Regions from separate parts of the Homo sapiens genome. Here region 2 is linked to region 1. Evidence: read pairs that join two places in POLR2A ChIA-PET (ENCODE). Cell type or tissue: Panc1. All regions are shown on one strand. Each heading gives the region's core, and the rest is flanking DNA. Links, peaks and the distances in the headings are about the cores only.

What was found. Peaks named below come from ENCODE experiments on the same cell type or tissue, not always from the same donor. Only the 100,000 strongest peaks of a DNase experiment are listed, where the experiment ranks them.
Region 2: POLR2A ChIA-PET joins it to region 1 with 5 read pairs; 7 of 35 experiments call an interaction of 5 or more read pairs at or near these places.

The regions. Positions count from the first base shown.
Region 1 is chr1:8,490,446-8,505,945 of GRCh38, reverse strand. It overlaps RERE (arginine-glutamic acid dipeptide repeats), which reads left to right. Exons shown (of 23, transcript NM_001042681.2): 9 at 8,417-8,541; 10 at 10,784-10,883. It overlaps SNORD128 (small nucleolar RNA, C/D box 128), which reads left to right and starts at 11,033; the gene lies at 11,033-11,146. RefSeq lists enhancers at 724-1,633, 2,778-3,461. In Panc1, for the core only: no CTCF peak of the experiment used is centred there; a DNase peak (open chromatin) is centred at 8,305.
Region 2 is chr1:8,437,493-8,452,992 of GRCh38, reverse strand. The region is part of intron 11 of RERE (arginine-glutamic acid dipeptide repeats); the gene reads left to right. Among named protein-coding and RNA genes, the nearest start is that of RERE-AS1, 21 kb to the right of the region's middle. RefSeq lists enhancers at 2,077-2,576, 3,481-3,980. In Panc1, for the core only: CTCF peaks have their summits at 8,994 (motif pointing right) and 9,281 (motif pointing right); no DNase peak of the experiment used is centred there.

The sequences.
Region 1 (15,500 bases), core at 3,327-11,326:
TTTTACATCAGATTTTAAATGTATTCTGTGTGCTTCATTTTCAAAAAGAAATGTTTTGGAGCACCAAAAATAATAAAACTTTTAAAAATGAATTGGCAACATTTACCTTTTTAAAATTTTTGACTTTTGGCTCACGCCTGTAATCCCAGCACTTTGGGAGGCCAAGGTGGGTAGATCATTTCAGCTCAGGAATTCGAGACCAGCCTGGGCAACATGGCAAAACCCCATCTCTACAAAAAATACAAAAATTAGGTAGGCATGGTGATGCATGTCTGTAGTCCCAGCCACTCAGGAGGCTGAAGTGGGAGGATTGCTTGAGCCTAGGCGGTTGAAGCAGCACTGAGCCACGATCACACCATTGCACTCCAGCCTGGTGACAGAACCAGTCTTTAAAAAAAAAAATTAACCTTTTTATTAGGAAAATATTAACATATACAAAAGCAGGGAAAGAATAATACAGTAAAGTCCTTCTCTTCATTACTCAGCTTCCTCAAGTATCAAATCCTAGTCAAACCCATTTCATTTATTCCCCCTCACACCTCTTCCTGCCGTTATTTTAAACGCCTCACAAATACATCATTTTCCTTGTAGATGTTCCAAAAATAAGGGATTTGGACACAATCACAATATATCAGAACATATAAAAATTACCAATTTCTTAATATTCAAGTGTATACGATGCCCAGATTTCCCTAATTGTCTGTCTGTATCTTTCTCTCTTTCTTTATATTTTCATAGTTCAAATTAGAATCTAAATGAGAGCCATTCATTGCAGTTGGTTGATACATCTCTTAAATCTCTCTTAATTCCCAGGTCCTTCCCCTAGTCCCCCAGTGTATGTGGTAAAGAAGCTATTTCATCCTGTAGGGTGTTCTGCAGTCTAGATTTGGCTGATTGCATTAAATTTGTTACTTTGCTCTTTGCATGACTTGAGAATTAGTAGTTAAATCTAGAGGTTCGGCCTCATTCTAGTTTGGTACCCTGCCTTCCAGAAAAATGCTTCCTGGGTGGTGGTAAGTGCTTCTGCCAGGAGGCTCATATGTCTCTTTTTTAATTGTAATTAGCAGCCACTGATCATTTATTTTTTTTTTTTGAGACGGAGTCTCACTCGGTCGCCCAGGCTGGAGTGCAGTGGCACAATCTTGTCTCACTGCAACCTCCGCCTCCCGGGTTCAAGCCATTCTCCTGCCTCAGCCTCCTGAGTAGCTGGGATTATAGGCGCCCGCCACCACACCTGGCTACTTTTTTGTATTTTTAGTAGAGACGGGGTTTCACTATGTTGGCCAGGCTGATCTCGAACTTCTGACCTCATGAAACACCCGCCTTGGCCTCCCAAAGTGCTGGGATTATAGGCCTGAGCCACCGCGCCTGGCCACCACTGATTATTTCTTAGATCCATTATTTTATTAGGGATTTCAAAACAGTGATATTCTAATTCTGCCATCCATTTATTCCTTGTACAAATAAATGAAACTTCACCCTTATCTTTCCATGGTTACCAGTGGATTTTATTTTTTAATCTATAATCAACTTTAATCAGTTCTTATTGATGATTAAAAGATCCATTTTGGGCCAGTAGGAGCATCTTCCTTCGTATTTGTCCTTTTCACTTAATCCCAGTGGTTTTTGTCCTTTTCACTTAATCGTTTTTCTCTAGTAAGACATGATTTTACTGCCTCACCTTATACATTGTCTTCCCTAGATGTGGAATTAAACTTGTCTCAGAAGAGCCCTCTTTTATTGTAGTGGGAAGTGGTATTTACATACTGGGTGCTGGGGTATTCATTCTTACTGGGTTGGTTGCTATTTCGAGGCCTTTTCAGTAGACAGAATAGGAAATAGGTGTTTTATTTCCCTACTTTCTTAAAGATAAAATACATTCTAAATTTATGCTGATACATCCAATTCAAATTCAGATTTTTCTATGGCCTTTATACTAATTCTGTCCTTCTTTTATGTATATCTTTATTTTTTTCCCGTGACTCAAATCCCATTTTTTAATGACACCAACAAAATTACTTATTTGCTTCAATTCCATAATACACATATAACAGCCCAGAATAGCAATAATCACATGGCTACAAACAGTATGCTTATTGAAAACAGCTTGGTATTGCATTTTGTTATGTATATCCTGCCAGGGCTGTATAAGCAAATTAATATATCTTAGAGTTACTTGAAACAGTTCCTAGAGTAGAACCAGCTCAATTGTTGCATTTCTTTCCATTTGGTGTAGTTTTAATGAGATTATTATTATTTAAGCTTCTTATTTTCATTCCCTCTGCCCCTTCTTAGATAAATAATAACATAATATACATCCTTTTGCTACCTTTCTTTTAACAGTATATTCTTGTGTTCTCCTCATAGCAGTATATAGAGCTCCTTCTCATTCCCTTCTATAATACTATTTCATAGAACTCCATGTATGAATGTAGCAGTTTATTCATCTGATCCCTATTAATAGGCATATGAGTTGATTCCAGTCATTTGCCATTACATGTAATGCTGCAGTGAATAGCCTGTGCATATAGATTTTGATGTTTTTGCCAGTGTATCTTGGGGCTATATCCCCAGAAGCGGGATGGCTGACTTAGAGGACAAGTGCATATATAATTTTGGGGGTTTTGCCACATTCCCCTCCACAGAGATTGTATCAGTTTGTGTTGACACTAGCAACTAATATGAGTGCTAATTTTTTTCGTGGCTTTATGTGTTGTCAAACATTTGGCTTTATGTCAGTATGATAGATGCAAAATTGAATATGTGCCATTAATTTGCATTTCTGTTGTCAGAGAGGTTGACTCATCAATTCTTTTTTATTTATTTATTTATTTATTTATTTATTTATTTATTTATTTTTAATTGATCATTCTTGGGTGTTTCTCGCAGAGGGGGATTTGGCAGGGTCATAGGACAATAGTGGAGGGAAGGTCAGCAGATAAACAAGTGAACAAAGGTCTCTGGTTTTCCTAGGCAGAGGACCCTGCGGCCTTCCGAAGTGTTTGTGTCCCTGGGTACTTAAGATTAGGGAGTGGTGATGACTCTTAACGAGCACGCTGCCTTCAAGCATCTGTTTAACAAAGCACATCTTGCACCGCCCTTAATCCATTTAACCCTGAGTGGACACAGCACATGTTTCAGAGAGCACAGGGTTGGGGATAAGGTCACAGATCAACAGGATCCCAAGGCAGAAGAATTTTTCTTAGTACAGAACAAAATGAAAAGTCTCCCATATCTACTTCTATCCACACAGACCCGGCAACCATCCGATTTCTCAATTTTTTCCCCACCCTTCCCGCCTTTCTATTCCACAAAACCGCCATTGTCATCATGGCCCATCCCCAATGAGCCGCTGGGCACACCTCCCAGAAGGGGTCGTGGCCGGGCAGAGGGGCTCCTCACTTCCCAGTAGGGGCGGCCGGGCAGAAGCGCCCCTGACCTCCCGGATGGGGCGGCTGGCCGGGCAGGGGGCTGACCCCCCCACCACCCTCCCGGACGGGGCGGCTGGCCAGGCAGAGGGGCTCCTCACTTCCCAGTAGGGGCGGCCGGGCAGAGGCGCCCCTCACCTCCTGGATAGGGCGGCTGGCCGGGCGGGGGGCTGACCCCCCCACCACCCTCCCGGACGGGGCGGCTCGCCAGGCAGAGGGGCTCCTCACTTCCCAGTAGGGGCGGCCGGGCAGAGGCGCCCCTCACCTCCCGGACGGGGTGGCTGGCCAGGCGGGGGGCTGATCCCCCCACCTCCCTCCCGGACGGGGCGGCTGGCCGGGTGGGGGGCTGACCCACCACCTCCCTCCCGGACTGGGCGGCTGGCCGGGCAGAGGGGTCCTCACTTCCCAGTAGGGGCAGCCGGGCAGAGGCGCCCCTCACCTCCCGGACGGGGCGGCTGGCCAGGCGGGGGGCTGACCCCCCCCACCTCCCTCCCGGACGGGGCGGCTGGCCGGGCGGGGGGCTGACCCCCCCACCTCCCTCCCGGACGGGGCGGCTGGCCGGGCGGGGGGCTGATCCCCCCCACCTCCCTCCCGGACGGGGCGGCTGGCCGGGCGGGGGGCTGACCCCCCCCACCTGCCTCCCGGACGGGGCGGCTGGCCGGGCAGAGGGGTCCTCACTTCCCAGTACGGGCAGCCGGGCAGAGGCGCCCCTCACCTCCCGGTCGGGGCGGCTGGCCAGGCGGGGGGCTGATCCCCCCACCTCCCTCCCGGACGGGGCGGCTGGCCGGGCGGGGGGCTGACCCCCCACCTCCCTCCCGGACTGGGCGGCTGGCCGGGCGGGGGGCTGACCCCCCACCTCCCTCCCGGACTGGGCGGCTGGCCGGGCGGGGGGCTGACCCCCCACCTCCCTCCCGGACGGGGCGGCTGGCCGGGCAGAGGGGTCCTCACTTCCCGGTAGGGGCGACCGGGCAGAGGCGCCCCTCACCTCCCGGACGGGGGGCTGATCCCCCCACCTCCCTCCCGGACGGGGCGGCTGGCCGGGCAGAGGGGCTCCTCACTTCCCAGTAGGGGCGGCCGGGCAGAGGCGCCCCTCACCTCCCGGACGGGGCGGCTGGCCGGGCGGGGGGCTGACCCCCCACCTTCCTCCCGGACTGGGCGGCTGGCCGGGCGGGGTGCTGACCCCCCACCTCCCTCCCGGACGGGGCGGCTGGCCGGGCAGAGGGGTCCTCACTTCCCGGTAGGGGCGACCGGGCAGAGGCGCCCCTCACCTCCCGGACGGGGCGGCCGGCCGGGCGGGGGGCTGACCCCCCCACCTCCCTCCCGGACGGGGCGGCTGGCCGGGCAGGGGGCTGACCCCCCCTCCCGGACGGGGCAGCTGGCCGGGCAGAGGGGCTCCTCACTTCCCAGTAGGGGCGGCCGGGCAGAGGAGCCCCTCACCTCCCGGACGGGGCGGCTGGCCGGGCGGGGGGCTGACCCCCCCCCCCCCTCCCGGACGGGGTGGCTGCCGGGCGGAGACGCTCCTCACTTCCCAGACGGGGTGGCTGCCGGATGGAGGGGCTCCTCACTTCTCAGACGGGGCGGTTGCCAGGCAGAGGGTTTCCTCACTTCTCAGACGGGGCGGCCAGGCAGAGGCGCTCCTCACATCCCAGACAGGGTTGCGGCCCAGCAGAGGTGCTCCTCACATCCCAGACAGGGCGGCGGGGCAGAGGCGCTCCCCACATCTCAGACGATGGGCGGCGGGGAAGAGGCGCTCCTCGCTTCCTAGATGGGATGGCGGCCGGGCAGAGACGCTCCTCACTTTCCAGACTGGGCAGCCAGGCAGAGAGGCTCCTCATATCCCAGACGATGGGCGGCCAGGCAGAGACGCTCCTCACTTCCCAGACGGGGTGGCGGCCGGGCAGAGGCTGCAATCTCGGCACTTTGGGGGGCCAAGGCAGGCGGCTGGGAGGTGGAGGTTGTAGCGAGCCGAGATCACACCACTGCACTCCAGCCTGGGCACCATTGAGCACTGAGTGAACGAGACTCCGTCTGCAATCCCAGCACCTCGGGAGGCCGAGGCTGGCGGATCACTCGCGGTCAGGAGCTGAGACCAGCCCGGCCAACACAGCAAAACCCCGTCTCCAACTCATCAATTCTTATGATTAAGAGGCATTTTCGTTTCTTTTTCTGTAAACTGTCTAATTATATTTCTAGTCCATTTTTCTCAAGAATGGGGGGGAGGTTGGTCCTGCTCACAGTAATAGTACTTTTCGATTAATAACAGACATTAGAGAACTGCTGTACCCAGTACTGTACTCGGTGCTGGGGAAGCAGAACTCAGTACTAGTGTCAAAGACCTTTTGACTCCAACATTTGTTGTGTTATTGTTGTTGTTATTATTATTGTTGTTATTATTTTGAGACAGAGTCTTGCTCTGTCACCCAAGCTGGAGTGCAGTGGTGCAATCTCAGCTCACGGGAACCTCCGCCTCCCAGGTTTCAAGCGATTCTCCTGCCTCACCCTCCCAAGTAGCTGGCACTATAGGCGTGTGCCACCACGCCTGGCTAATTTTTGTATTTTTCGTAGAGACAGGGTTTCACCGTGTTGGTCAGTCTGGTGTCGAACTCCTGACCTCAGGTGATCTGCCCGCCTCGGCCTCTGAAAGTGCTGGGATTACAGGCGTGAGCCACCACGCCAGGCCCATTGTGTTTTAATTTTATCCCACTATTTTCACTATGTGTTAAGCAGAACTAATTGTGACACTCAGTTCAATGTTAGAGAAGTCAATACTTAACCAAAGAAGAACATCCTTGCTTGGAGAAAGTCAGCTTGATACACATTTAGAGGCATGGAAGACAGCCTGTAAAGCTGTGTGGGTGCTGATGGCTAGCCTGAGAGCCACATGGCCTACTAATGTGATGTTTTGCTATGCAGTTGCCTCAAAAACTTGAATACCAACATTTAAAACCACAAACTTTTACATAAATGTGAAGATTTCTGGAATTTGGAAAAAGATGGAGGATGTACACACACTGGGTCCCATTCCTGTGTGGCAGCATTCCCTGGATGGGGCGGTTCTATCTCCATTTCCCCGTGGTCCACTTCACTCTTGAGTTCTTCACACCTGCACATCCAGGTCGGGAGCCACTGCCACACATAGCTGTTCAGCACTTGGAATATGGCTAGTCCAGATTGGGATATGGCATTTTGTTTAACGTGACTACTAGAATATTTAAAATTAAATATATAATTCTTATTTTATTTCTGTTGGATGGTGCTGGCTTATATTCAGCCTGCTGCATTCACTTAAATTGTTTGCCCAGGCTTCATGTCCCATGGAGCTCTATCAGACTCATGTGCCCATGGTCATCATTTGACAGGATGAGAACATGAGTATCTTGCAAATATCTGACTTTTCACAGGTCTCTGCTGGTTATGGTGGTCATGGCACCTGCTTGCTCTTGCTCTGTCCCAGCAGAGTGTGGGTGAGAAAATGCCACAGGTATTTAAATCTGATCACTTACAGTCTTGGTGGGGAGCACTGTTGCTCGAATATTTTTTTAAATTCTTTTTATTGAGGTATACTCTATGTACAGCGAATTGTTCGTATCTTATGTATGCTTTTCAATCTGCCGTGATGATTCGTATCAAGGCACAGAACATTTCTGTCATCCCAGAAAGGTCCTTCCTGTTCTTCACAAGCAATTCCTTCTTTCGTAAAGAAATCACTGCCCTGATTTCTGTTACCACAGGTCAATTCAACTACATATGTGTGTGTGTGTGTGTGTGTGTGTGTGTGTGTGTGTATATATTTATTTTTTTTTTTTTATTTTTTTTTTTTTTGAGATGGAGTCTTGCTCTGTCACCTAGGCTGGAGTGCAGTGACACAATCTTGGCTCACTGCAACTTCTGCCTCCCGGGTTCAAGCGATTCTCTTGCCTCAACCTCCCAAGTAGCTGGGATTACAGGCACATACCACCACGCCTGGCTAATTTTTGTATTATTAGTAGTGACGGGGTTTTATCATGTTGGCCAGGCTGGTTTTGAACTCCTGACCTCAGGTGATCCACCCACCTCAGCCTCCCAAAGTGCTGGGATTATAGGCGTGAGCCACCATGCCCAGCCTCAACTATATATAAATTTTTAAAATTTAATTTAGTTTAATTTTATTTTATTTTTGAGATGGAATTTCGCTCTGTCTCTCCCAGGCTGGAATGCAGTGGCACGATCTCAGCTCACTGCAACCTCTGCCTCCCGGGTTTAAGCAGTTCTCTGCCTCAGCCTCCTGAGTAGCTGGAATTATAGGCGCCCGCCACCGTGCTCGGCTACTTTTTGTATTTTTGGTAGAGACAAGGTTTCAGCATCTTGGCCAGGCTGGTCTTGAACTCCTGACCTTGTGATCCACCCACCTCGGCCTCCCAAAGTGCTGGGATTACAGGCGTGAGCCACCAGGCCTGGCCTCAACTATATTTTTTAATGTTTACTTAATACTCATCTAGTTTTGGTATTGACCATGACTTATATTGCTATTGACTGTCTTAAGAGTAACACTATTCTAATAGGATAGCTCACTTAATTTTTTAGCAAATATCCTTAGGTGAGGTATCATTTGCATATGTCTTCTTTGTCAACTTGTTATATTGGAAATGTATGTGTGTTTCCTTCTTTATCAATAGCTGTTATCATCTAAAGACATTATTTTGTTTTTTTGTTTATTTTATGCATATGTGTGTGCTTCAGTTTTACTCTTGGTATCATGCTGGCACTGGTTTACTTTGACACTGTTAAGCAGATATTAAGCAGTCTATTGTGAAATCTTCTATGGTGAAATGATCCTGACATGTGAAATAGGTCAGTTTAAATGACTCATGGTTTTGTTGTTATTTTTCTGCTGTCCAAGGAAAGAGTCTCAGTAAAACATTGTATATGTTCCTAAAGACTGCTTATTGAGATAGCTCTTTATAATTAATACATGCCTTGATTGTGACTTACTCATCCCTGTCTTACAGGCCAAACTTCCAGATCTGCAACCATTTCCTTCTCCAGATGGTGATACAGTGACCCAACATGAGGAACTGGTCTGGATGCCTGGAGTTAACGACTGTGACCTCCTTATGTACTTGAGGGCAGCAAGGTAATAGGAATCTACCCCCATCCTGCTTTCTGAATTAGACCATCTGAACTGATTATAGGCAGTAAACTTTGCATTTCCCCTGAGATTTTATTTCTATATTGGGCGTTCTCTGACTTTAAGTTTGGTTACACCCTCTGTAATCGGGACCCTGGCTCTTCTTACCAGAGAAAAATAGTTTGAAGTAATTTTTTTCATGATGAAGTAATGTTTTTCTTCTTGGTGTTTGCCCCACATCAAATTTTGGAACTTTTCAAGAGGAAAACAGCTTAGGCCATACATACAGTTACCAAAACCTCTCAATCCAGTTGAGTACTTCAGTCATTCAGCTCATCTGAAAACCCCACTACAGAGGGGTGGGGGTGAGGGGAGGGAGAGCATTAGGACAAATAGCTAATGCATTCGGGGCTTAAAACCTAGATGACGGGTTGATAGGTGCAGCAGAGCACCACGGCACACATATACCTAATGTAACAAACCGACACGTTCTGCACTTGTATCCTGGACCTTAAAGTAAAATTTAAAACAAAAACAAAACCCTCTACAGATTTCATGTTCTGTCTCTACTTTGTGGCTGTTCATTAGTGCCTGTCCTGAACTTGACATTTTTGTGGCTTGCCTACATGAGAATATTTATCTGTGATCACCCTCGTGGCAGTTGCATAGAACATACAAATGCCTTCGATGCAGAGAGAAGTGTGAATTCGCTCCTCACACGGCACAGAGCGGGCACCACAGAGCGGTCGTCACAGAGCAGGTGTCACAGAGCAGGCAGGCAGACTTTGTATGTAGTGATTCTGGGTCTTGGCAACGACAACAAAAACATGAAAGCAAGGATTAGGGCATCTGAATTTTAACCCTGGATGGGTTTGTGGGTTTCTTTTTTTTCTTTTTTTCTTTTTTTTTTGGTTGTTACTTGTTTTGTTTTTTTGAAACAGGGTCTTGCTGTGTCACCCAGGCTGGAGTACAGTGGCACAATTATAGCTCACTACAGCCTTAACTTCCTGAGCTCAAGCGATCCTCCTGCCTCAGCCTCCTGAGTAGCTAGGGTTATAGACCCGTGGCACCATGCCCGGCTATTTTTAATTTTGTTTTTGGTTGAGATGGGGTCCTTTCTGTGTTGCCCCAGTTACCTGGCTGTTTTCTAGTCAACGGTGTTGTGCATGGTGGCATTCAGTAGAGATGAGAATGTGTAAGTGGAGTGAATGACTAAGAGGTTTTATCTCTGGTTTCTCACCTTTTTTTTTTTTTTTTTTTAAGACAGGGTCTCACACTGGAGTGCAGTGGCATAATCATGACTCATTACAGCCTTAACCTCCTGGGCTCAAGTCATCCTCCCACCTCGTCCTCCCCAGTAGCTAGGACTACAGGCATGCACCACCATACCTGGCTAATATATTTTTTTTCTCTCTCTATGTTGTCAGGGCTGATTTTGAACTCTCTGGCCTCAAGCAGTCCTCTGGCGTCAGGCTCCCAGAGTGCTGGGATTACGGGCATGAGCCATCACACCCAGCCATGATTTTTTACTTTTAATTCACCTAAAGGTAGTTGATATGCAGAATGAGAGGAATTAAGTAAAATTTTAGATGACTTAATTTCACATGTTTTCTGGAGACTTTTCTTTCAGAAGATTGTCATCTACTGAAATATTGTGGCTCATAGATTTAGATTCTTCATGCTCTCAAATCTAAAATCTTAGTACTGCTAAAACGTGGGAAGAAACAATACAAATGGATCTGACTAAAAGTAACATATGTCTTTCTGCGTGAGTGAAGAGGAACTTAAATTTATTTTTGGTCTGGGCGTGATGGCTCACGCCTGTAATCCCAGCACTTTAGGAGGCTGAGGTGAGCAGATCACCTGAGGTCAGGAGTTCGAGACCAGCCCGACCAACACTGTGAAACCTTGTCTCTACTAAAAATACAGAAATTAGCTGGGCATGGGGTGTTCCTGTAATCTCAGCTACTCGGGAGGCCGAGGCAGGAGAATCCCTTGAATCCTGGAGGTGGAGGTTGCAGTGAGCCAAGATTGCGCCACTGTACTCCAGCCTGGATGACAGAGTGAGACTCCATCTCAAAAGAAAAAAAAAAAAAAATAGGAGCAGAGGCAGAGCTGGGAACTGGTTCATCATGCGTGTAGTAATGGAATTTGTTCTGGGCTGGAAATGTCCTCTGAAAATTGAAGGTCTAAGTCTCTGTCCTGATATTACTATGTACTAATAAAGGAAAAACCTTTTCTTCTGAAGGAGCATGGCGGCATTTGCAGGAATGTGTGATGGAGGCTCTACAGAGGACGGCTGTGTCGCAGCCTCTCGGGATGACACCACTCTGAATGCACTGAACACAGTAAGTCTTTTGAAGTCACCCTGAGTGGGAAGACACTTCTTTTTCCCCTGAACTGGCTGTAGGGAATGTGTGATGAGTGCGGAGCATGAAGTCGCCTGTAGACTCAGGAGTGAGTTGTGGTCTTGGCTGTTGGGTGCCATGGGGGCTCCAGGCCAGTGATGTGGCACCTGCAGGTTCATTTCCTAATCTGTGTCTGTGCTGCAGGTTTGAGGTGACTCTCAAATGAGATCCTAATAATAGCACCTGATACTTAACTGAGGCCTCACAAAGCCAAGTACTGTGCATAGAAGATCTTGCTTAATCCTCACAACCACCTCTAGGTTCTATTTTTATTTTTATTTATTTTTTATTTTTTTGAGATGGAGTCTCGCTCTGGCAGTGGCGCGATCTCAGCTCACTGCAAGCTCCGCTTCCCGGCTTCACACCGTTCTCCTACCTCAGCCTCCGGAGTAGCTGGGACTACAGACACCCACCACGCCCAGCTAATTTTTTGTATTTTTAGTAGAGACGGGGTTTCACCATGTTAGCCAGGATGATCTCAATCTCCTGACCTTGTGATCCTCCCACCTCGACCTCCCAAAGTGTTGGGATTACAGGCGTGAGCCACCACGCCCGGCCTCTAGGTTCTATTATTATCACCTTTTTAGACATAAGGAAATAAGTTGAGAGAGATTAAGTCACAATTTAAGGTCATACCCCCAAGATTGGAATCTAGAAGCCGTGTTTTTGTACTTCACTGTTTCTGAGACCATGTATTTATTTTAAAGCACATGGAGGGATGGGAAGAAGCTAAACTTTTTTGCATAAACTTGTTTTTTATAAAGTATACTTTGGAACATGTTAATATTTTACATGACTATAAAAAGTTTTACACGAATAATTTCTAAAAAATTAAAAGTAAAGGGAAATGAGGCTAATGTTACTGAGTTGGTTGCATGACATACCATCATAATTACTCATCTACTTTAATCCCATAATAAACACACAGCAGCTCAGATAACAACACACTGCTGCAAACAATATGATTACTGAAACCAGTTGTCTTTCGTTCTTTGTTTGTTGTTGTTGTTTTTATTTGTTTTGGCCTTAGGCTATATCCCATGGGGCTGTATAGGAATATTAATGTATTTTAAAGTTACATGAAATAATTCCTCTCTATCATTACTAATGTGAAACCATTAAATCTGAAGAGCTAATGATATTTATGGAATCAATTTCTGATATATTGATAGTCTGCATCGTTGTGTATGTGTATGTAGGCTGTTGAGTATGAGGCTAAGCACCTCTTCTGATGATTAACCAAATGTCATTTAAGCACCCCTTTGTTCTTTTTCTTTTTTCTTTTTTTTTAATTTCTTGAGAGGTCACTATAGTTAGAAGAGACTTTCAAGATCATCTGTCCCAGTTTCTAAATAGGAGAATCCGAGGCGGCTAGATGACTTAAATACTGACAGTCCCAAAAGTTCCTAACAGAGGGAAGAAAGTAGTCCCCATTCCTGATTTAGAAATCTACTGTGCAGCTTGCTTTTGAGGAAACGTAGATATCTGCGTGATATGGCTGATTTTTATTCCTAGTATAATTAGGTTTCTTGAGTATGATATAACATTTGAGTGGTTTTGCTAGGGATATGCCATTCTGTAAATAAGAGAATGTTTTTTCACATTGTCATAAATATTGTGTGTTTGTGTACATTGTCACTGATTCGATAGGATAGTTAGTGGGGATTTTTTTGTTGGTTAGTTTTAAATACAAAATCTTTATTTTGAGCATATGATTAAGCCAGAAGGGGCCTTTAAGATTATTTTACAGATGAGGAAGCTGAAACTCAGAGGTTGATGATACTACTGCCCAGTAGAGGCTGTGGTAGGTTAGATATGAATGTCTGTGAATTCAGAATACCTTAAAAGTGTGTGTACAAAGAGAAAGTCTTTGATAGGAACTTTTTTCTGTTGTTGTTGTTTGTTGTTGTTTTTTCTTGAGGCAAAGTCTCGCTCTGTCACCCAGGCTGGAGTGCAGTGGCACAGTCACAGCTCACTGCAGGCTCACTGCAGGCTTGACCTCCCAGGCTCAAGTGATCCTCCCACTTCAGCTTCCTGAGTAGCTGTAGCTGGGATTACAGGCATGTGCCACCGCACTCAGCTAATTTTTGTTTTTGAGACCATCTTGCTCTGTTGCCCAGTCTGGAGTACAGTGACACAGTCTTGGCTCACTGCAGCCTCAACCTCCCAGGCTCAAGCTTTTCTCCCACCTTAGCTTCCCAAGAGCTGTAGCTGATATCATAGACGCCCACCATCATGCTTGACTAATTAAATAAAAATTTTTTTTGTCAAGATGAGGTCCCACTGTATTGCCCAGGCTGGTCTCGGACTCCTGGGCTCAAGTGATCCTCCTGCCTCGGCCTCCCAAAGTGCTGGGATTACAGGTGTGTGCCACTGCACCTGGCCTTTTTTTAAGTTTTATTTTTTTTGTAGAGACATCGTCTTACTTTGTTGCCAGGGCTGATTTCAAACTCCTGGTCTTAAGTAATCCTCCTGTCTCAGACTCCCAAAGTGCTAGGATTACAGGCATGGGCCACCATGTCTGGCCAGTTGTTCTCTGTATAAAAGCTTTGTGAAAAAAATCCTGCTTTCATAACTGTGCTATCAGTTGAATTTTGAATAATGAAGATCTTGCCATATTTAATTAAATGTCTATTTTTGGCACTTTCTTGAATGTATATGATTTATTCCCCTTTTTATTCCAAACTCTCTTAAGAATTCTGTAGACCATACTTCAGTATAGAAATCATTTTGGCTACTTTTGCCCATGGTTCTTTGTGGCAAGCTCCTTCTGAAGGTTTTGTTAGCACTCCCAGAGATTTTTTTGTTGTACAATTTTTCATTTTTATGACACTGAAACTCTTCAGACTAGCCTGACATGGCTCAGGTGTCTTAGGTTATGTGTACATATTTTGTGATGAATTGAAAAGTTATGTGCTGTTTTAATTTTTGTACTTCACTGTTGAACTGACTCCGAAAACTTCAGTTGCAAGCATTTTCCTAATGAAAAATGAATGAAAATATCCTGTGAGAGAAGTTACTGGGATTTTTTACTTCCCTAGAGTAATAGAAGATTTGAGCTGTGTTAAGTAATAAGTTAAAAAGATATATACATTGTTGTGTGGAAAGCATTTATTGTTTTCTTAGAGTATAGCATAGATTTAAAACAAGGTTAGGCATTTATCAGTTTAGAAGAAACCTGTGAGTAATTAGTGTATATTTCCTGCTTCCTAGGGCAACATAGAACTTAAATGAAATAGGCTATATGGCCACATTAAAGTGTGTTGAACATCCAGTAGGAGTATTTAAATACGAGTAAATTTAAATAAATCGTTTCATTTTTAAAACTGCAATTGGTTTAGAAAATTTTTGAGCTGTCAGTTCTTTTTTGTTTGTTTGTTTGTTTGAGGCAGGATCTTGCTCTGTTGCCCAGGCTGGAGTGCAGTGGTGGATCACGGCTCACTGCAGCCTTGACCTCCTGGGCTCAAGCAGTCCTCCCACCTCAGCCTCCAGAGTAGCTGGTACCATAGGTGTGCACTACCATGCCCAGCTGTTTTTCTTGTTTTGTTTTGTTTTTTGTTTTTGTTTTGAGATGGAGTTTTGCTCTTGTTGCCCAGGCTGGAGTGCAATGGCGCAATCTTGGCTCACCACAACCTCCCAGGTTCAAGCGATTCTCCTGCCTCAGCCTTCCGAGTAGCTGGGATTGCAGGCATGTGCCACCAAACCCGGCTAATTTTGTATTTTTAGTAGAGACAGGGTTTCGCCATGTTGGTCAGGCTGGTCTCGAACTCCCGATCTCAGGTGATTCACCTGCCTTGGCCTCCCAAAGTTCTGGGATTACAGGCGTGAGCCACTGCGCCTGGCCCAGCTGGTTATTTTTACTTGCAGAGATGATGTCTCACAATGTTGCCCAGAGCTATCAGTTCTTTATGACAATTATGTGGACCTATTTTTGAATCTAAGCTCTTAGATTACTTATTTTTATTCTGTTTTTTCTTCATTATTAACAAAAGAGATTGCTAGTGTGTAATTTTTGAAACAACTTATTGAGGTAAGATTTATGTATAATAAACTGCTCTGTTTCAAAGTAAAAAATTTGAGGGTTTTCAGATATATAAATCTGTGAAACTACTTATAAATCTGTGAAACTACTATAATGTCAAGATACAAAACATTTCCAACACCCCCAAAAGTTGCCTCATGGCCTCTTATAATCATTTTCTGCTTCCAGCCTCAGATAGCCATTGAAGTATCGTGTTTTCAATGTTTTTTTTATTTTTTTAAAATCATTTTGGAGTAGTTTGCATTTCGCGGAATGTTACAGGAATGGAATCATATTGTGTGACTTCTTTGGGCATAAGGATTTTGAGAGCCAGTTGTGTTTCATGTATCGATAGTTCATCCCCTTTTTATTGATAAGTATTCCCTTGTATGGATATGCATATTCACAATTTTTTCATATTCTTTAACCTTGTTAAACAACATTCTGGTTGTTTATAAGCTTTTGGCCATTATAAATAAAAGTTTTTTCAACATTGTTGTATGAGTCTTTATGTTGACATTTATCTTCAGTTCTCT
Region 2 (15,500 bases), core at 3,491-11,490, 53 kb after region 1:
TTGCTCACACATTTAGAGGAGTCCATGAGCATCACGCCATGCTACTCTCCACTGGTTTGAACATCTTAGGCACTCAGGCATTCCGTTACGAAGATGGGCATGTGTACGGGTGCACTCTACTGAGCCTGAGTATCTTCACAAAAGGGGTGGTGGATTCTTGAAGGTGAAGAGCAAACATTTTTGTCTGTTTCTGGATAATTAAATTTACCTTAAAAATATACATGGAAAAAGGAAGGTCTTTATTTTTCATCTTATACTGAATTTAATTCTACTGCGTTTCCATTCCTACTCTTGTGTGCAGGGCTCTGCTGGATGTTTGAGACCGTTGTATCCACTGTTTGCTCTCATAATTCTTCCTCTAGTTGAATCTTCTGTTCCTATCATTGTTAGTTTGTTCTTCTATTATTCAAGTGACTTTTTTTTTATTTGGCTTAGTTTTTTGGAAACAAGACTTAGAAAAAACATTATTGATTTCTGTGTACAAAAGGAAGGGAGCGTATCAGTGACTTTAAACAAACAGCATTTGTTCTTTCACTGCTAAGATCTCTGCAGGAGTTACCACCAACCTTGGTAACTGCTTGGCAGTATGGCAGGTGACATGCCATCCCACTGTGGTATCCTTGACTGATTTGGGTAGTGGGTGTAAATGAGTGCTTGAGTTGGATTTATCACCACAGAATCTAGAGAGGGGACAGCAGCCACACAATTGAAAATTTGTTTTGAGTGCCTCTTTTGCTTCAGATGGTGTTCTGGGGCTCACAGGGCCTGCTGAGGTGAGCAGCTTGCTCCCTGCTCTTGGACAGGGAGATCAGGAAGGGTGCTGTAGAGGAGGCTTATTTGAGAGGACCTTGAAGGATGGATAGGATTTCACCGGGCAGAGTTGACAGAGGTTAGTTAATTGGAGAACAAGGGCTAAAAGAATTTGAGTGGTTGGTTAGTAGCAAGTTGTTGCCCAGTTTGGATGAAGCTTATGGGTGGGGGAGGATGTGAGGTAGCTAATTCAGAGCCTTCCACTTTTGACTGAGAAGTTTATGTTTAATTCAACAGGAAACGAGGAAAAATTATATATTTTTGAATGTGTGGGGAAGGATAGGACTGGAGCTGCCCTTGAAGACCAGTCTGGCAGTAGCATTGGAAGAGTGGAGGTGGGCTGAGGACGTCTTGTAAACTTGGCTGTGCGTTAGAGTCATCGGGAGAACTTGAAAATGCCCCAATGCTGGCCTGTACCCCAGCAAGTCAGAGCAGAATCCCTAGGGTGGGACATGGGCATCCAGGCCCTGAGAACTACTGGACTGGATCAGGACTATGCCCCTAGTGAGAGACGTTGAGAGCTGTCGGTGTACAGCAGCACTTCACACTATTAGCACGCTGGAGTCACATGAGGAACTTCAGACACACAGAGCAGAAACTTGGGTCCAATTTAATTCATCTGGGGTACAAGTTTCCAGTGTCCCAGGATGTTAGGACACTAATATGCAGCCAAAGTGGGTGGAAGATTGGGCTAGAAAATTGGTGGGAGGTCGGGATGTTGAGGCAAGGAGTATTTTTTTTGTTCTTTTTTGAGATGGAATTTTGCTCTGTCACCCAGGCCGCAGTGCAGTGGCACAATCTCAGCTCACTGCAACCTCTGCCTTCCGGGTTCAAGCTGTTCTCCTGCCTCAGCTTCCTGAGTAGCTGGGATTATAGGCATGTGCCACCACACCCCAGCTAATTTTTGTATTTTTAGTAGAGACGGGGTTTCGCCATGTTGGCCAGGCTAGTCTCCAACTCCTGACCTCAAGTGATCCACCCGCCTCAGCCTCCCAAAGTGCTGGGATTACAGGTGTGAGCCACCGCGCCCAGCTGAGGTAGTGAGTATTGACTGCATTGTTGACATAATGGATAGTTAAGCCCCAGGCTGCATAGAGAACATGGGGAACCAGTACAGAAGTGGTAGAGGAGTTGAGGGACACAGTCAAGAAGAGGGATGTTGTGGGGGTCATGGTAGCTGTGCAGTAAATAGGGAAAATCTGTAGTTTCACATCTTAGGTATGGCTACCGGTAGATGGCTAGGCTGGAATAAAGAGCACCAAGAATGGTAGACACAGACTATTAGAAGGGCCGTGGGCAACCTTTTCCACGTTCCTGAGAGTGCTGTCGAAAGGTAGGATGGAGGAAGAGACTTAGCTAGCTAGGAAGAGACTTTGGTGCTGGTCACAGGATAAGAAGGAGATGGGTTTGGCAAGTGGTTGACACTGTGATGGGGGAACCCGGATGGGCATGGTTGATGAGACGGTGAGACAGGATTGCTACTGTTGACAAAACAACTTCTGGCCCTATAACTGGAGGGGTTAAAAGGGATTCTGTGTGGATCTGAAAGTGAGAAAGCTGCAGCAGGGCTCGGGGGTTGGGGTATGAGGCCTTTTGGAGAACTGCGTGTGAGAGGACAGTAGGTCTCTAGGGGACGTCGTGCGAGGCATCAGTTGGGATTTGCTAAGGTGAGCTTCTGGTCAGAAGGACGTCTAGTCTGGACTGGGCTGGGAATACAGGAAGGGCTGGGAAGGAAGGAAGCGTGTGCTATGCTGGTCATTTAGGTCCCATGGAGAGGGAGGTGAGCGTTGCCTCCACACGCAGCTCTGCTGGGTGCTGTGCTTCTCGGTGGCTGTTGGAGCTCCTGGCTTCTCAGTGGGATCACTAAATCGTTAACTGGTAAATGGAGCCGAAGTGCATTAACATGGAGAGGTTGAAGGTGGAGGAAAGGTACGAGAAGATAGAGTTTTGTGAATGGAAGACTATGTAGACTAAGATCGCAGATTCAAGTGTTGGCTGTAGAATATATTCCTGCTGTTTGTCTCCTCAGTCACTCAACAATGAGTACTGACTGTGTACGAGGCACCTTCTCAACTCTGGGAATAGAAATAACCGTGGAGGTACTGTTCTCATGGGATTTGCATTCTAATAGGGACCACAGACAAATAAGCAAATTAACTTAAATAAGATGAATTCAGGTAGATGCCATGAGGAGGATAAACTAGTTTTGCCACACACAGACTGAGTAGGGTAGAAGTTGTATAGCTATAAAAGTGACTCCTTCAGGGTAGAAGCAGCTTCTCATTCCATGTTACTATTCTCTCTTGAGTAATTCTGGGTAAATGATACCACTGATCATTCATGTCAGTCAAGAGTGATCTATATTTTTCTAGCAATTCAAATTACTGACCCCCATCCAATAATCTTTGTGGTCATGTTTCACAATTGCCTATAAACTGCTCATTGTTAGGACCTGCTAAATAAATGTCTTTAGGACTCAATAACTTTCAGAGTTTAGAACAGATTAAATTTAGCTGAAAGGAAAGATGGGATCTCTGCTATGGAAGTGCAGTCACGTAGTGGTCTTTGACAGAGCAATCTGTGCGTTTTTCATACCTAGATGTGCATTTTTCAGCATGAGTTACACAATAGTAGAATATTTTTAAATTCTAACAAGATTCTTTGAAGTTTTTTCATGACATTTTGGATTGGGGGAAAGATTAGAAGAGAAAGGTCTGGTTCTTGTTAAAACCTTTGCTGATAATCTTATGTCAGCTGTGGGTGAATACTCCCCATGGCCAGGAGAGACAGAACAGGGAGAAGTTGGAGCTGAACCCAAAATGGGGCTCTGTCTAGCCGGCGGAGTTCCCTTTAAATGTCACTGTTGTTTCGTTTTCTTTGATGCTTTCTCAGTGTAACATGTTTTATCCAAACAGGCTGGAGGGCCTAAAACAAACAAACAGAAGACATGAAGGAGCTTGATGTGTGGATAATTCATTTCCTCTTTGTAAGGAACATTTCTTTGATCCTTTATTAGGCCACAAAATGTTTCTGCCTGCCGTTAGCCATTCTTGACTGTGTTGAGAGGCCCCGCCAATTCCAGCCGGCCTGGATTCAGAGCAGCCTGATCTTCCACCAGCCTGGGAAGAAGGCTGTAAAGGCCGATCTCATGTCTCAGGGCTGTCCCCAAGTTAACCAAGCGAAAGAGCTGCAGTGCTGTTGTGTGAGGTTTCATGCGTGAGGTTTCCTGTGTGAGTGGTGCTGACATCGTGTCCAGTCATTCTTCAGTTTGATTTTTCAAAAACAAGAAATTCTGGTTCTTCTTCCTTTTTTTTTTTTGTTTGTTTATTTGTTTGTTTGTTTGATTGATTGTTTGAGATGGAGTCTTGCTCTGTCACCGAGGCTGGAGTGCAGTGGCGTGATCTCGGCTCAGTGCAACCTGCGCCTCCCGGGTTCAAGAGATTCTACTGCCTCAGCCTCCCAAGTAGCTGGGATTACAGATGTGCGCCAGGGCCATCTGGAGGCCTCTGCACACGGCAGGCATTTAATAAATGTTTCTTCAATGACGTTTCCTATTAGCCACCATGCCCAGCTAATTTTTATGTTTTTAGTAGAGATGGAGTTTCACCATGTTGGCCAGGCTGGTCTCCAACTCCTGACTTCGTGATCCACCCGCCTCGGCCTCCCAAAGTACTGGGATTACAGGCGTGAGCCACTGCGCCTGGCCTTTTTTTTTCCCCCTTTTTATTCCCTTCCCTCACTTCTACTTTTTTCAGATAACTCTTCATCTATCTGTGGAAAATGCACCCAATAGTAATTATTTTCTTTAGAATATTTATGCTGAGAAGACAAAAGTGTTGGTAAACCTGCTTTCTGGTTGAGTCTGTGCCTTGGACCAGTTGCTGTACCTTGGGAGAGTCATTGGTCCTCTCACTAAGAAATGAGAGTAATAATAATTAAATAGTCCCCTTCTGGCTCTGAAAGGCCCAGATACTGATAATAGGAAACGTCATCGAAGAAACATTTATTAAATGCCTGTCGTGTGCAGAGGCCTCCAGGTGGCCCTGGACAGGAACTCCCCACCTCAAGAAGATGATGTTCTAATGGCAGTGGTGGACTTGGATGCCCAGAACATAGTGCTGGGCAGAATGGGGAAGTTCCATGGGGCACACAGAAAGATGGAAACACAGAGGAGCACGACATGACATAGGCATGAGATAGTAAGGGAATTTGTTCAGAGCCGCAGCAGTGGTGAGTGGAGTACTCAGGAATCCAAGTCAGATCATCACACCCAATATCGGCTCCCCAGACAGCAGAACTACCCTGTGAGGAGACACAGAGAGTGCAGGATGTATTCGGAGAAGCAGGCAGAGCCTGGCTCGAGTTGGATCTGGAGGTGGGGTGGCAGACGCAGGCAAGTGCCGCACACTCATTCTTCTGTGTCCATTGCATACACGGTCAACACAGCACAGCCTCCACTGGAGCTGAAACGAAACCTCAGAATCCACATGCTTGGTAGATTTTACCTCTGCATAAAAGTGGGGTTCCTCAGGCAGCAACCTTTGCTGTTCTGCAGCCTCTGCTGGTGATACCCAGGCAAACAGGTTCTGAAGTGGACCTCCAGAAAACTCCAGCAGACCTGCAGCAGAGGGGCCTGACTGTTAGAAGGAAAACTAATAAACAGAAAGGAATACCATCAACATCAACACAAAGGATGTCCACACAGAAACCCCATCTGAAGGTCACCAACATCAAAGACCAAAGGTAGACACATCCACGAAGATGAGGAAAAAACAAGGCAAAAAGTCTGAAAATTCCAAAAACCAGAACGCCTCTTCTCCTTCAAAGGAGTACAGCTCCTTGCCAGCAAGGGAACAAAACTGGATGGAGAATGAGTTTGACAAATTGACAGAAGTAGGCTTCAGAAAGTGGGTAATAACAAACTCCTCCGAGCTAAAGGAGCATGTTCTAACCCAATGCGAGGAAGCTAAGAACCTTGAAAAAAGGTTAGAGGAACTGCTAACTAGAATAACCAGTTTAGAGAAGAACATAAATGATCTGATGGAGCTGAAAAAAAAAACAGCAGGAGAACTTTGTGAAGCATACACAAGTATCAATAGCCGAATTGATCAAGCAGAAGAAAGGGTATCAGAGATTGAAGATCAGCTTAATGAAGTAAAGCGTGAAGACAAGATTAGAGAAAAAAGAACGAAAAGAAATGAACAGGCCCGGCACAGTGGCTCACGCCTATAATCCCAGCACTTTGGGAGGCCGAGGCGGGCGGATCACGAGGTCAGGAGATTGAGACCATCCTGCCTAACATGGTGAAACCCCGTCTCTACTAAAAATACAAAAAAAAAAAATTAGCCCGGTGTGGCAGTGGGCGCCTGTAGTCCCAGCTACTCGGGAGGCTGAGGCAGGAGAATGGCGTGAACCCGGAGGCGGAGCTTGCAGTGAGCCGAGATGGCGCCACAGCACTCCAGCCTGGGTGACAGAGCGAGACTCTAAAAAAAAGAAAAGAAAAGAAATGAACAAAGCCTCCAAGAAATATGGGACTATGAAAAGACCAAACCTACGTTTGATTGGTGTGCCTGAAAGTGACACAGAGAATGGAACCAAGTTGGAAAACACTCTTCGGGATATTAACCAGGAGAATTTCCCCAACTTAGCAAGACAGGCCAGCATTCAAATTCAGGAAATACAGAGACCACCACAAAGATACTCCTCGAGAAGAGCAACCCCAAGACACATAATCTTCAGATTCACCAAGGTTGAAATGAAAGAAAAAATGTTAAGGGCAGCCAGAGAGAAAGGTCAGGTTACCCACAAAGGGAAGCCCATATCAGATGAGAAGAGTAACCCCAAGACACGTAATCTTCAGATTCACCAAGGTTGAAATGAAAGAAAAAATGTTTAGGGCAGCCAGAGAGAAAGGTCGGGTTACCCACAAAGGGAAGCCCATATCAGACTATCAGCGGATCTCTGCAGAAACCCTACAAGCCAGAAGACCGTGGGGGCCAATATTCAACATTCTTAAAAGAATTTTCAACCCAGAATTTCATATCCAGCCAAACTAAGCTTCATAAGCGAAAGAGAAATAAAATCCTTTACAGACAAGCAAATGCTGAGAGATTTTGTCACCACTAGGCCTGCCTTACAAGAGCTCCTGAAGGAAGCACTAAACATGGAAAGGAACAACAGGCGCCAGCCACTGCAAAAACATGCCAAATTGTAAAGACCGTCGACACTGTGAAAACTAACACAAGGACAGAAAACCAAACACCACATGTTCTCACTCGTAAGTGGGAGTTGAACAGTGAGAACACATGGACACAGGGAGGGGAACATCACACACCAGGGCCTGTTGGGGGGTGGGGGCGGGTAGGGGAGGGATAGCATTAGGAAAAATACCTAATGTAGATGATGGGTTGATGGGTGCAGCAAACCACCATGGTACGTGTAAACTATGTAACAAACCTGCACGTTCTGCCCATGTATCCCCGAACATAAAAAAAAAAAGGTGGGGTTCCTGCCGCAGGTGGTTGCTGATGGAGACGATTGTCTATCTGTCTTCTTCTGCAGTTGGTTCAGAACCAAGATCACCTCTGTAATTTCCTGCTTATGAAGATTATTGTCTTCAACCACTGGGTGTTGGGGCTGGCCCATCTACATGTGTAGATGATGGCTGAAAAATAAAATAAGTAAAAAAGAGTCCAGATGCTTGGGTGTGGTGTGGGTATGTGAGAGTCCAGGCTGAAGTGACAGAATGGAAGGTGCCAAGCACTTTAATTGGCACACTGAAGAATTTGTGCTTTTTACTGTCCTTGAACAGAGCTATAGTCAGCTTTGGAATTCCAGTGAAGAAAAGTCTGTACCTTGGTGGAACAGCAGTTACATACGGCAAGATCTTCCATGGTGCAACCTGTCTTGGTTCAAGAAAGTGTTTTCAGTGACCCTAGTTTGTTTCTGTTAGGTAAAACCAGACTAAATATAGCTGAGATGTGGAAGCATGCTTGGTACCCCAAAGAATTTCTGGGTCTTCCTTTAGGTAGATACAAAGCTAAGAAAAATATTTTATCCCTATGAAGCCCCTAAAAGAATTTTGCCTGAAAGCGCATACCCACTCCCAAATTTAAATTGACTTTTTTTATGATAAGGATGTAACTTCCAAAATTACAAACATTGACATTTAAAAATAAAATTGTCCCCTCACTCTTTTAAATATTACAAGTGAATTTTAAATACCATAGTGATTTATACCCATTATCTTTTTTTTTTTTTTTAAATAAAGAAAAGAGGTTTAATTGGCGCACAGTTCTATAGGCTGTACAAGCATGACACCAACATCTACGCACTTCCTGGGGAGGCCTCAGGGAGCTTTTACTTATGGCGGAAGCTGAAGCGGGAACACCACATCACATGGTGGAAGAAGGAGCAAGGGGGTGGGGCTGCTACACACTTTTAAACAACCAGATCTTGCAAGAACTCACTCACTATTGCAAGCACAGCACCCAGAGGATGGTGCTTAAACCATTCATGAGAAATCCACCCACGTGATCCAGTAACCTTCCACCAGGCCCCATCTCCGACATTGGGGATTACATTTCAACATGAAATTTGGGAGGAGACAAATATTCAAATTATATAATTCCATTCCTGGCTTCCCGCAAACCACATGTCCTTCTCACATTACAAATTATCCGTTATCGATAGTCCCCCAAAGTCTTACCTCATTCCAGTATAAACTCAAAAGTCCTAAGTCTTATCTGAGACAAGGCAAGTCCCTTCCACCTATGAGCCTGTAAAATCAAAAACAAGTTATTTACTTCCAAGATACAATGCGGGTATAGGCATTGGATAAACATTCCCATTCCAAAAGGTAGAAATCAGTCAAAAGAAAGAGGCATTGAGCCCAATGCAAGTCCTAAACCCAGCAGGGCAATCATTAAATCTTAAAGCTCCAAAATAGCCCTTGACTCCATTTGCCACAGCCTGGGCAAACTGATGAGGGGCAGGCTCCCAAGGTCTTGGGCACTTCCACTTCTGTGGCTTTGCAGGGTTCAGCAAATTGGAGTTGAATGCCTGCAGCTTTTCCAGGCATACAGTGCAAGCTGCTGATGGATCTACCATTCTTGGGTCTGGAAGACAATGGCCCCTTCCCACAGCTCCACTAGGTGGTGCCCCAGTGGGGACTCTGTGTGGGCCCTCCAACCCCACATTTCCCCTCTACACTGCCCTAGTAGAGTATCTGTGTGAGGGCTCCATCTCTGCAGCAGGCTTCTGGCCTGGGCACCTGATACATCCTCTGAAATCTTGGCAGAGGCTGCCAAGCCTCCATCACTCTTGCACTCTGTACACCTGCAGACTTAACACCACCTGGAAGCTGCCACAGCCTATGGCTTGTACCCTCTGAAGCAGCAGCCTGAGCTGTATCAGAGGCCCTTTGAGCCAAGGATGTAGTCACAGGGGCATGTGGGAAGCAGTGTCCCAAAGCTGCAGAGGGCAGCAAAACCCCATGCCTGGCCCTGAAAACTATTCTTTCCTCTTAGGTTTCTCATCCTATGATGGGAGGGGCTGCTGGGAAGGTCTTTGAAATTCCTTTAAGGCCTTTCCCTCATTGTCTTGGATATCAGCGCTTGGCTCCCTTTTAGTTACACAAATATCTCTAGCAAGTGATTGCTTTACAGCCTGCCTGAATTTCTCTCCTGAGAAAGCTTTTCTTTCTTTTTTTTTTTTTTTTTTTTCTTTTTTTGAGACTGAGTCTCACCTGTCACTCAGGCTAGAGTGCAGAGGTGCTCACTGCAACCTCTGCCTCTTGGGTTCAGGTGATCCTCCTGCCTCAGCCTCCCAGGTAGCTGGGATTACAGGTGTGTGCCATCATGCCGGGCTAATTTTTTGTATCTTTAGTAGAGATGGGGTTTCACCATGTTGGCCAGGCTGGTCTTGAACTCCTGACCTCATGATCCACCCGCCGCGGCCTCTCAAAGTGCTGGGATTACAGGCGTGAGCCACCACGCCCAACCAAAAGCTTTTCTTTCTTTGCCACATTGCCAGGGTGCAAATGTTCCAAACTTCTTTGCTCTGCTTCCCTTTTAAGTATAAATTCCAACTTCAAGTCATTTCTTTGTCCCCACATTTGAGTTAAGCTAGTAGAAGCAGCCAGGTCACATCTTGAATACTTTGCTGCTTAGAGATTTCTTCCACCAGATACCCTAGGTCATCACTCTCAAATTCAAACTTCAACAGATACCTAGGGCAGAAACACAACACAGCCATCTTTTTTGCTAGGACATCACAAGGGTGACTTTTGCTCCAGTGCCCAATAATGTCCTCATTTCCATCTGAGACCTTCTCAGCCTGGTCTTCACTGTCCGTATCACTGTCAGTATTTTGGTCACAACCATTTAACCAGTCTTTTAAGAAGTTCCAAACTTTCCCTCATCTTCCTGTCTTCTTCTGAGCCCTGCAAACTCTTCTAACATCTGTCCATTACCCCGTTGCAAAGCTGCTTCCATATTTTCAGGTGTCTTTATAGCAGTACCCTACTCCTGGCACCAATTTTCCGAATTAGGCCATTCTTGCATTGCTATAAAGAAACACCAGAGATTGGGTGATTTATAAAGAAAAGAGGTTTAATTGGCCCACAATTCTGCAGGCTGTACAAGCACGGTGCTGGCGTCTGTGTGGCTTCTGGGGAGGCCTCAGGGAGCTTTTACTTATGGTAGAAAACGAAGTAGGAGCAGGCACATCACATGATGAAAGGAGGAGCAAGAACTATCATCTATTTTTAAAATAAGCTTTTTTTTTTTTTTTTTTTAAGATGGAGTCTTGCTCTGTCACTTGGGCTGGACTGCAGTGGCGGCACCATCTTGGTCCACTGTGCAACGTCTGCTTCCCAGGTTCCAGCAATTCTGCTTCAGCCTCCTGAGTAGCTGGGATTACAGGCGTGCGCCACTATGCCTGGCTAATTTTTGTATGTTTAGTAGAGACAGGATTTCGCCATGGTGGCCAGGCTGGTCTTGAACTCCTGACCTCAGGTAATCTGCCCACCTAAGCCTCCCAAAGTGATGGGATTACAGGTGTGAGCCACCATGCCCGACAAGTTCATTTTTTAAAAGCAGTCCAATGTTGCATCTTATCCTTTTCCCCCTTTAATTTTTATTTCCATTCTACTTCCCCAGGGACTTTATACTAAGATGATACATTTTATGTTTGAAAGTCCAGTGTCCGATTGACCTTTAGTACTTCCCTGCAACAAAAAGTGTGTGTATTGAAATCGGGCATATGGTTATTTCCTTTAATAATAAAGCTCTTAAGTATAGAAGAAATGTTTTTTCAAATTATAATTATTAGAGCACAGTTGATGAAAACAACGAAATAATGTAAATGTTGATATAATTTTCATTTTTGCTTAACATTTATTGGAAATAAATTGTATGGTTTTTTTAAACACGTAAGTGCCCAGAAACCTTGTTTATGTGAGTAAGTAGATGGGAATGATAGTTTTGTTACAGTGTCACTCAGTTATTTGAATTCTTTCCATAATAATGCCAAAAGTATAATTTGTCGTCAGATATGACTTTCCGCAATCTATCAGATGACACTTCCACTAGGACCTCCTTGTGTTTTGTTGAAAGCAGAGAATCAGAAAATGTCTGACTTGTGGAGTCTTTCTCATCCTGACCTCAGAGCTAGGCACTGTGTCAGCACCAGTGTCAATGTTTTAAATTGTCCCCTTGTTCAGTGCCCCTGGGGCAGTGCTGCCTGGTAGCCTTCCAGATGGGAGCGGGGGAGAGGAGGCTGCCTTTGTGAAGTGAGAGGGGGGCAGTGGTGGGGATAGAAGAAGAGAGGCTGCATCCCCTCACAGGAGCGTGTGCCTTCTCAGGCTGATGGATTGTTGGAAAGAGAACATAGGAAAAAAATGTCTTTTGTGTCCATACATCCCATTTTGCGGACTATGGTCTTACACATCTTATATGCCAGGCCCACTTCTGGGCACTGGGAGAGTCAAGGAAACCCACGCCCCCATAGGAGCTGGGCTAGTGGTGTGACGAGGGCTAGCTTAGGAGCTTGGGGCAGGAAACCGGGCTGCATATTGCACTGGAAATTGAATGATGAAAAACTTGCTGTCCTTGCCCTCCAAGGGTTTATCATCTGAGGTCACATAATAAAGCAAAACAGCCCCCCCACCCCCCCGAAAAACAAAAAACCTGCATGAGCTAAAGAAAACCCTCTGCTAGCTCTTGTTATTTAGTGTGTTCATAGAGCAGTTATATTACTCTGGCATACTTTCTATTTTTTTTTTTTGAGATGGAGTCTCCCTCTGTCACCGAGGCTGGAGTGCAGTGGCATGGTCTTGGTTCACTGCAACTTCCGCCTCCTGGGTTCAAGCGATTCTCCTGCCTCAGCCTCCCCAAGTAGGTGGGACTACAGGCATGTACCACCATGCCCAGCTAATTTTTTTTTTTTTTTGTATTTTTAGTAGAGACGAGGTTTCACCATGTTGGCCAGGCTAGTCTCAAACTCGACGTTAGGTGATCCGCCAGCCTCGGCCTCCCAAAGTGCTGGGATTACAGACAGGAGCCACCGTGCCCAGCCTTTTTTTTTTTTTTTTTAGGTGGAGTCTCGCTCTGTCGCCAGGCTGGAGTTCAGTGGCATGATCTCGGCTTACTGCGACCTCTGACTCCCTGGTTCAAGTGATTCTCCTGCCTCAGCCTCCTGAGTAGCTGGGATTACAGGCATGCGCCACCACGCCCAGCTAATTGTTTGTATTTTTAGTAGAGACAGGGTTTCACCATATTGGCCAGGATGGTCTCGATCTCCTAACCTCATGTCCGCCTGCCTCGGCCTCCCAAAGTGCTAGGATTACAGGCATGAGCCGTGCCTGGCCATAAACCATTTTTAGAAGGAGTCAGGCTTTACCAGACTGCCAAAGGGTCCATGGCACAGAAGAGATAAAGAACTGTGCACTCAGTGCTGGCCCCTTCCACATACTACAAATAGTTTCCAGAGTCCAAGATGACAGTTTCAATACAGTGGTTTCATGGAAGGATGCTGCATAGAGTTGGTGTTGGGCACAATGTTACTGGCTTGGTACATGCACCATAGATATTTTGTTTTTGTTTGTTTGAGAGGGAGTTTCACTCTTGTTGCCCAGGCTGGAGTGTAATGGCGCGATCTCAGCTCACTGCAACCTCTGCCTCCCGGGTTGAAGCAATTCTCCTGCCTCAGCCTCCCCAGTAGCTGGGATTACAGGCGTTTGCCACCATGCCCAGCTAATTTTTTGTATTTTTAGTGTAGACGGGGTTTCACTGTGTTGGCCAGGCTGGTCTCAAACTTTTGACCTCAGGTGATCCACCCACCTCGGCCTCCCAAAGTGCTGGGATTACAGGCGTGAGCCACTGTGCCCAGCTCACACCATAGGTATTTTAAATGTTGCATTAGACTCTCAGACCTGTTATTGTCCTGCATTATCCTAAGGATGCTACTATTTCCTGTAATCCCATTTACAGTCAAGTATCAGGGAATCCACCTGGAACCGCCAGGGGGTGTGGTTCCCAAGGGTCATTGACCTTTCTTGCTCCTCCTTTCCATCTGAGGGAGAAAACTTTCATTGCCTCCAGATTGTGTTTCAAAACAATGGAGAATGTTCTTGGTTTTATTACTAAGTAGTCTTGACCTCTAGCTTCGTAGTTATTGATTGGTTTGTTTCTTTAACATCTTGACATTCATTATTTTCTTCCTGGTGTTTTCTTAGGCAGTTGATTCCTCCACACACCAGCTCTCCTGACTTGAAGCTACGGAGATGCATTTAGATCAGGTTTCTTGCATGCTGCTGGCTTTATCTCATTTACAGTATCGCATTTCTGTTGCCATACACTGTAGGATCTGGGCCTCCCCACAGCTTTAGAACAATTAGTAATTGAGCAGGAAGTGTGTTTTTATTACAGTGGCCTTTTGATTTTGATTTTACAATCATGTAGTGTTTAGCAGAGAGCAGAGGTGGGCAAGTGGCTCTCTCAAACACATTTTTGACAGAGAGAAGTCTGTTGTTTCAGCCACTTGGCTATCTGTCAGCGGTTCTCAGACTTCCCCCTTGTGTGGGTTGCCTGGCAACCTGGGGCTGGAGCAATCAAACCGTGGCCAGCGCTTCTCCAGCCCAGACTGGGAGACGATTTACTGGTGGAACTGTAAGTACAGTAAACCCAAGCCTCAGAAATGGACCTTTTTTCTTTTTTAAACCAAGAGTTTATAGAAACCATATCAAGGCAAAAAGAGAGAGAGAGGGAGAATATCAATTAGAGAGTTTTGTTGTAAACATTTTAAATAATAAAATTAGGGCCTGTAATGAGCTTATCATCTATCCAGATATGTATAAGTTAATATTTTTACTTAGTTGGATTATTACCTTTTTTTTTCTTTAACTGTTTTACTGGAACATTCAACATTTTAAAAGTTAGTACTTTTAAACGCTACATTTGAGTACTTGTGATGCTGTCTTTCCACGAAAACCTCAGGCGCAGAGAGTGTTCATGGCTAGCCGGAAGTAAACTGTGAGGCCTTGCTAGAATCAGGCCTTTGAATCAGAGCCCAGCTCTCCTGATGCCTGTGTTCCTGGTTTACTGTAGTGAGCACAAAATGCTGATTGCTCTTTTCCCTATTTTTCAAAATTAGCTGAAAAATCCAGAGACCCATCTATATGGGAAATCCCTATACCTTCTGTTCCGTTTTGCTGTGAACCTGAAATTGCTCTAACAAATAAAGTTTATGAAAACATTTTGAAAATGCAAAGATTCTGCCTTACTATATGCTGTTGTAACAGATGTTTTAGTAGGTCTCCCTCTTCGTATGTATATACATCTTTTTAACTGAAAATTATCCTATATTGATTTTTTTCCTACAGGAGTGAGATCTGGCTGGGCACAGTGGCTCATGCCATAATCCCAACTCTTTGGGAGGCTGAGGCAGCAGGATTGCTTGAAATCAAGAGTTCAAGACCAAGCCTGGGCAACATAGTGAGAACCCCGTCTCTACAAAAAAATATTTTTAAAATTAGCTGGGCATGGTAACTGACACATACCTGTAGTCTGACCTACTTGGGAGGCCGAGCCAGGAGGATCATTTGAGCCCGGAAGCTCCACGTTACAGTGAACTGTGATCATACCACTGTAGCCTAGGTGGCAGAGCAAGACCCTGTCTCTAAAAATAATAATAAATAATAATAAAAGTGAAATCTAACAGCACTTGTTGAGGTTTCTCCTTCATAGCATCTCAAATATCACAAACGAGGATGAAAAGGACTCTATTTCGGGGGACATACTGCATGGGGGTGGGGGGAGCAGAAGTCTCAGCCTGGGTTAGCAGTAATCTGAGCATTTCTTTTTGTAAAATTTTAGAGAAATACTTTGGAACTCAAACTCCCCTCTGCATGCAGCCCATTGTATCCAGCTGTGTATGTAAATGAGCTATTAGTATGTTTGTATTCCTTATAAATATACAGATCTAATCTGTTTGTGTGTGTAATTTACACACAGCTGTGTTCATGCTCCCGTATTACCAATATTGTCAGCAAGAGTGAGGTATCATGGGAGCGCTATTGTTCCAAACAAAAGCCAGCAGCGTAGCCTTGTGGTGGGGCCCATTACCAGCCCCTGATCTTGGGACCCTCCCTTGGGGGACTCTCTTGAAAGTCACAGCCATTCTGCATGGGG